Linked DNA regions of Mus musculus: region 1 is linked to region 2. A link is a loop called in an ENCODE intact Hi-C map of the cell type or tissue named here. Cell type or tissue: left cerebral cortex. All regions are shown on one strand. Links, peaks and the distances in the headings refer to the core of each region. The heading gives the core; the rest is flanking DNA. Region 1 has its middle 2.0 kb from the start of Brd4. Region 2 overlaps Notch3 (notch 3).

Region 1 (2,807 bases), core at 151-2,650, 140 kb before region 2:
ATTCCAGAACTGGGGAGGCAGAGGTGGATCTGTGAGGTAACCTGATCTACAAGGTGAGTTCCAGAACAGTCAGGACTACACAGTGAGACCCAGTCTCAGACAGACAAACAAAAACACCAAGTTTGTAGCCCTGCCTGGCCTGATCCTCCCTATGTGGATTAGGATGGCATCAAACTCAAAAAAGATCTGGATGCTTCTGTCTCCCAAGTGCTGGGATTATAGGCACACGCTATCTGTCTGTCTACTTATTTATTTCATGTATATGATGAGTACACTGTAGCTGTCTTCAGACACACCAAAAAGAGGGCATCAGATCTCATTACAGATGGCTGTGAGCCACCATGTGGTTGCTGGGAATTGAACGCAGGATCTTTGGAAGAGCAGTTGGTGCTCTTAACCACTGAGCCATCTCTCCAGCCCTAGGCATACACTATTATGGCAGACTACTTTTTAATTTCAAAAGGTATTACATATATCCACTTGTGTGTAAATTACACAAGCTTGTGGAGGTCAGGGCCAACTTTCAGGAGTTATTTTCCCCTCCCTTTCAGCGTGTGAACCCCCCCCCCCCCCCCCCATCTCTGCATAGCCCTGGCTGTCCTGGAACTCACTCTGTAGACCAGGCTGGCGAACTCCACCACTGCCCGACCTTTTTTTTTTTTTTTTTCTTTCTGAGCACCTTTTGGAAATAACATGCAAAATTAGAAGATATTTAAAAGTTTCATGGCCGGGTGTGGTGGCGCACACCTTTAATCCCAGAATTTGGGAGGCAGAGGCCAGCCTGGTCTACAGAATGAGTTCCAGGACAGCCAGGGCTATACAGAGAAACCGTGTGTGTGTGTGTGTGTGTGTGTGTGTGTGTGTGTGTGTGTATGTTGGGGGGTGGGGTGGGGGGGGGGGAGTTTCATGATCTGTAGCCCAAAGTTAGACGCTTTAACAAATGTTACAATTTCTTCACTTCTTATAACTAATTACATCTCATAATTATCATAGTCAAAGGTAAAATTTTTACTTGGCTTAGAATATACCAATATAACCAATTAACCTTTGGTTAATCACAACTAAAACACAATAGTAGGGAATACTTTTATTCTTTCTTGTTTTTTTTTTTTTTTTAAAATATTTATTTATAAGGTCAGAGGGCCAGTCCCAGGGATTGGACTCAGGTAGTCAGAAATGGCAGCAAGTGCCACTGGAGTCATCTCACCAGCCTGTTTGATTTTTTTTTTAAGATTTATTTATTTTTATTATATGTAAGTACACTATAGCTGTCCTCAGACACTCCAGAAGAGGGAGTCAGATCTCATTATAAATGGCTGTAAGCCACCATGTGGTTGCTGGGATTCGAATTCCGGACCTTCGGAAGAGCAGTCCGGTGCTCTTACCCACTGAGCCATCTCACCAGCACCTGTTTGATGTTTTGACAGTCTCACTAATACAGGGTGGTCTTCCTTTTAACCTATTATCCTTCTGCCTCAGCCTACCTTTTTCTTTTAGCCTTCTTAATTCTGGACACCTCTCTCTCTCTCTCTCTCTCTCTCTCTATATATATATATATATATATATATATATATGCATATATATATATATATATACATACATACATATACACACATACACACACACACACACATGGGGAACCTTAAAAATTCTAATTTTTTCTTTGGGGGTGGTAGTACATACCTTTTATCCCAGTACTTAAGAGGCAGAGAAAGACAGATTTCTGTGTTCAAGGCTATTCTAGTTTAAGTTTTAGGACAGTCAGGGCCATACAGAGAAATGCTGTCTTAAAAAATCTCAAAGATCTTCTGTATTCCAGGCTGGGATGTTTTGCAACCCCTCAAATGGTCACATACCTAGTTCAGAGTATGCTGGGAGCTGACTTACGTCTTCAAGAATTAAAGTTAATCTGGAGGACAAGAAAGAGAATGTTCTAGGCTTAGAGATCCGTACTGATCAATCTTCAGCTCCTCTACAGAGGCCAGCCAAGAAGACCTGGGTGTGGTGGTGAACACATGTAATCTCATTACTTGGAAGGCTGAGACAAGAAGGGTAAGAATTCTTAAGATCCTGCTCTGAAAAAAAAAATCCCCGCTGGCTCATTCTCTTATTTCATGATACATGAAATATTTTCCTTAAGTTGATTCCATAAATTGAGTGTAGTGAATATAGTGAAACGTGTCTGTATTTTCAGCAATTGTCAGTTCCCACTGACACACAACTAGCCATAGTCCTCTGGCCTTAATGTTCCTCTATCACCTGTCTGAGGGCTCTCTTCACCATCTGCTCTTTTGAGTCTGTCATCGGATTATTTAAATTTTTGGATTAAAAATCTTTTCTTGGGGTTGGAGATTTAGCTCAGTGGTAGAGCGCTTGCCTAGCAAGCGCAAGGCCCTGGGTTCGGTCCTCAGCTCTGGGGGAAAAAAAAAAATCTTTTCTTGTCGTTCTTGCATGTGAAGATCCCCACTCATCTGCAAGGTTCCTTCCCTGAGTCTGCGTGTCGGCTTCCTCCGAAAAGCTGTTTCCTTATGGATGGCCCTGAAGACTCTTCTTGTCTTCTCTTGATCTTCCCTCTTCTGTGTATCCCTCTGGGGTACACAGTCCTCAGAGACCCTCGATCGTGTTCCAAGGACTCCCGCCCTCCTCCCCCCAGTCGGGGGAGCCAGTCTCCTGTCCTCACCTCTACAACCGCCGCCGGCACTAACGAAGCTCTCCGGACCTGGGAGGACCAGCGGGACGCGCACGCCGGGCGGCGGCGATGACACGGGGCCGCGCGCGCAGCGTGCGTGGTGACATCAGTGCGCTGG
Region 2 (2,807 bases), core at 57-2,556:
TCCTGTATCGATCTTGTGGCCCGCTATCTCTGTTCCTGTCCCCCTGGCACACTGGGTATGTTAAGGCCAGGGTTGGGGGCAGGATAAGAGGATGAGTTTCTAGCCTCCACTGACCATGCTCCTATACCCTAGGAGTTCTCTGTGAGATCAATGAGGACGACTGTGACCTAGGCCCATCCTTGGACTCAGGCGTTCAGTGCCTACACAATGGCACCTGTGTGGACCTGGTGGGTGGCTTCCGCTGTAACTGTCCCCCAGGATACACAGGTCTGCACTGTGAGGCAGACATCAATGAGTGTCGCCCGGGTGCCTGCCATGCAGCGCATACTCGGGACTGCCTACAAGATCCAGGTGGGCATTTCCGCTGCGTCTGCCATCCTGGCTTCACAGGTAAGAATGGCAGAGAGCCTGGCCAGAAACCTGATGTGGTTCTGCTTCTGTAGTTGATCCTCCTGCATCTGTTTGTTCAGGGCCTCGCTGTCAGATTGCTCTGTCCCCCTGTGAGTCCCAGCCATGTCAGCATGGAGGCCAGTGCCGTCACAGCCTAGGCCGTGGAGGTGGGCTGACCTTCACCTGTCACTGTGTCCCGGTAGGTGTGATTGGTAGGGGTTGGAACCCTTGGGGAAAGAAAAGGCCTGTGGCTTTAGGGAAGCATAGGTCTATACGGGAAAAGTAGAAGGAAAGGAGGTTCTGAAATTATGAAATTATGAAATTATGGTTTGGAGTGTAACTTAGTGAAATTGTGACTTGGCTTTGTTGCCTCCTGGGGAGGTATGGCTTATCTTCAAAATGAGGTCAGTAGAGGAAAGGTTGCTGGAATTGGAGGGGTGGGGGTGGGGTGTCAGCATTTCTCAAGTCTTGACCTCCATTCTTTTCTCTCTTTTCCACTCTCCTGTTTCTTCTCACTACCAATTTTTTCTCTTTCTGTCTCCTCACTTCACCATTAGCCATTCTGGGGTCTGCGTTGTGAGCGGGTGGCACGCTCTTGCCGAGAGCTGCAGTGCCCAGTGGGTATCCCATGCCAGCAGACAGCCCGTGGACCACGCTGCGCTTGTCCTCCGGGGCTGTCCGGGCCCTCCTGCCGGGTTTCTAGGGCGTCACCCTCAGGAGCTACTAACGCCAGCTGCGCCTCTGCCCCTTGTCTGCATGGGGGCTCATGCCTACCTGTACAGAGTGTCCCTTTCTTCCGCTGTGTGTGCGCTCCGGGCTGGGGCGGCCCGCGTTGTGAGACCCCTTCCGCAGCCCCTGAGGTCCCCGAGGAGCCACGGTGCCCGCGAGCGGCTTGCCAGGCCAAGCGAGGGGACCAGAACTGCGATCGTGAGTGCAACACCCCAGGCTGTGGCTGGGATGGCGGTGACTGCTCACTGAACGTGGACGACCCCTGGAGGCAGTGTGAGGCACTGCAGTGCTGGCGTCTCTTCAACAACAGCCGGTGTGACCCGGCCTGCAGCTCTCCAGCCTGCCTCTATGACAACTTTGACTGCTACTCTGGTGGCCGCGACCGCACCTGCAAGTGAGCCCCCTGACTCTGTCCTTCTGTCTATCTATATGTTGCACTGTCAGTGAGCCACATCTGTCCCAGTTTGTCTGTCAGTCTGTTTTTGGCTCGTCTGATGGGCTGTCCCTTCCAGCTGCTACCACCAGGGCACTGGTGGTTTCATCCGCCTGTTTCCACCCATGTGCCTCATCTCTGCCTATTTATATTTTTACCTATATATCTTGCCCATTTGCTTCTGTCTGCCTGCAGTTACACATCCCATCTGTCCACACTTAGGACTTGTTCATTTGTCTTTCTTAAAATTTTAAAAATTAAACTGGGTCTAGTTGCTCACACATTTTAATGCCAGCATTTCAGAGGCATAGACAGCAGGTCTCTGTAGGGATTCAAGGCCAGCATGATCTACATAGTGAGTTCTAGGCCAGCCAAGGCCACACAGTGATACCCTGTCTCAAAACAAAAACAAACAAACAAACAAACAAAGCAAAACAGGAGCCCACAGCAGGTGCTCATTCAAGAGCATACAATAGTGATACTGGTTGAGCATCCCAAATCCCAAACCTGAATCCCTGAGCCATGTGGGGCATGGGCATGATGCCACAGTGGAAAATTCCATCCTTTGCCCCAATGATAAGTTACAGTCAAAATTCAGACACAGGTTGGTCTGTAGTGGCAGAGCACCTTCCTAGATGGCATGTGGCCCTTGGTTCAATCCCCGCCCAGCATGGAAATAAAACAACCACCAAAGGCAGGCACACTAAAAATATATAGTTACTTTTGGGTATGTGTATTTTTGTCTTTAGACTTGGGCCTCATCCCAGAGGTGCCTTATATAAATTATGTATAGAGGGCTGGGGATGTAGCTCACTTGATGGAATGCTTGCCTAACATCCACAGAGCCAGGCTTGGGTCCCCAGCACCACCTAAACTGTGAGAGGTGCTGTGTGCTTGTAATCTTGGCTCTCAGCAGGTGGATCAGGAGGATAATAAGTTCAAGATCACCCTCAGCAACATAGTTTTGTTTTCTTTGTTAAAAATAAGGCTTCAGCCAGGTGTGGTGGCGCATGCCTTTAATTCCAGCACTTGGGAGGCAGAAGCAAGTGGATATCTGAGTTCAAAGCCAGCCTGGTCTACAAAGTGAGTTCCAGGACAGCCAGAGCTACACAGAGAAACCCTGTCTCGAAAAACCAAAATAAATAAATAAAATAAATAAATAAATAAATAATAAAAATAAAAATAGGGCCTCACAATTCCTGGCTGGAATTGGCTGTGTAAATCAGGCTGGCCCTGAACACACAGAGATATCCTT

The links. A loop is a pair of places that touch in the nucleus more often than their neighbours do. Peaks named below come from ENCODE experiments on the same cell type or tissue, not always from the same donor. Only the 100,000 strongest peaks of a DNase experiment are listed, where the experiment ranks them.
Region 1: a loop joins it to region 2, with 2.0 times the contacts of the local background. A loop is called at or near these places in 2 of 42 quality-filtered maps.

The regions. Positions count from the first base shown.
Region 1 is chr17:32,284,713-32,287,519 of GRCm38, reverse strand. It overlaps a transcript of Brd4 not described here. Among named protein-coding and RNA genes, the nearest start is that of Brd4, 2.0 kb to the right of the region's middle. In left cerebral cortex, for the core only: a CTCF peak has its summit at 1,285 (motif pointing right); no DNase peak of the experiment used is centred there; H3K4me3 peaks cover 953 bases; H3K27ac peaks cover 499 bases.
Region 2 is chr17:32,141,950-32,144,756 of GRCm38, reverse strand. It overlaps Notch3 (notch 3), which reads left to right. Exons shown (of 33, transcript NM_008716.3): 21 at 1-55; 22 at 133-390; 23 at 471-589; 24 at 948-1,513. It overlaps Gm41568 (a long non-coding RNA gene), which reads right to left. Exons shown (of 2, transcript XR_876749.3): 2 at 1,822-2,807. Among named protein-coding and RNA genes, the nearest start is that of Gm41568, 3.6 kb to the right of the region's middle. In left cerebral cortex, for the core only: a CTCF peak has its summit at 1,408 (motif pointing left); DNase peaks (open chromatin) are centred at 1,417, 1,686 and 2,288; H3K4me3 peaks cover 550 bases; H3K27ac peaks cover 1,175 bases.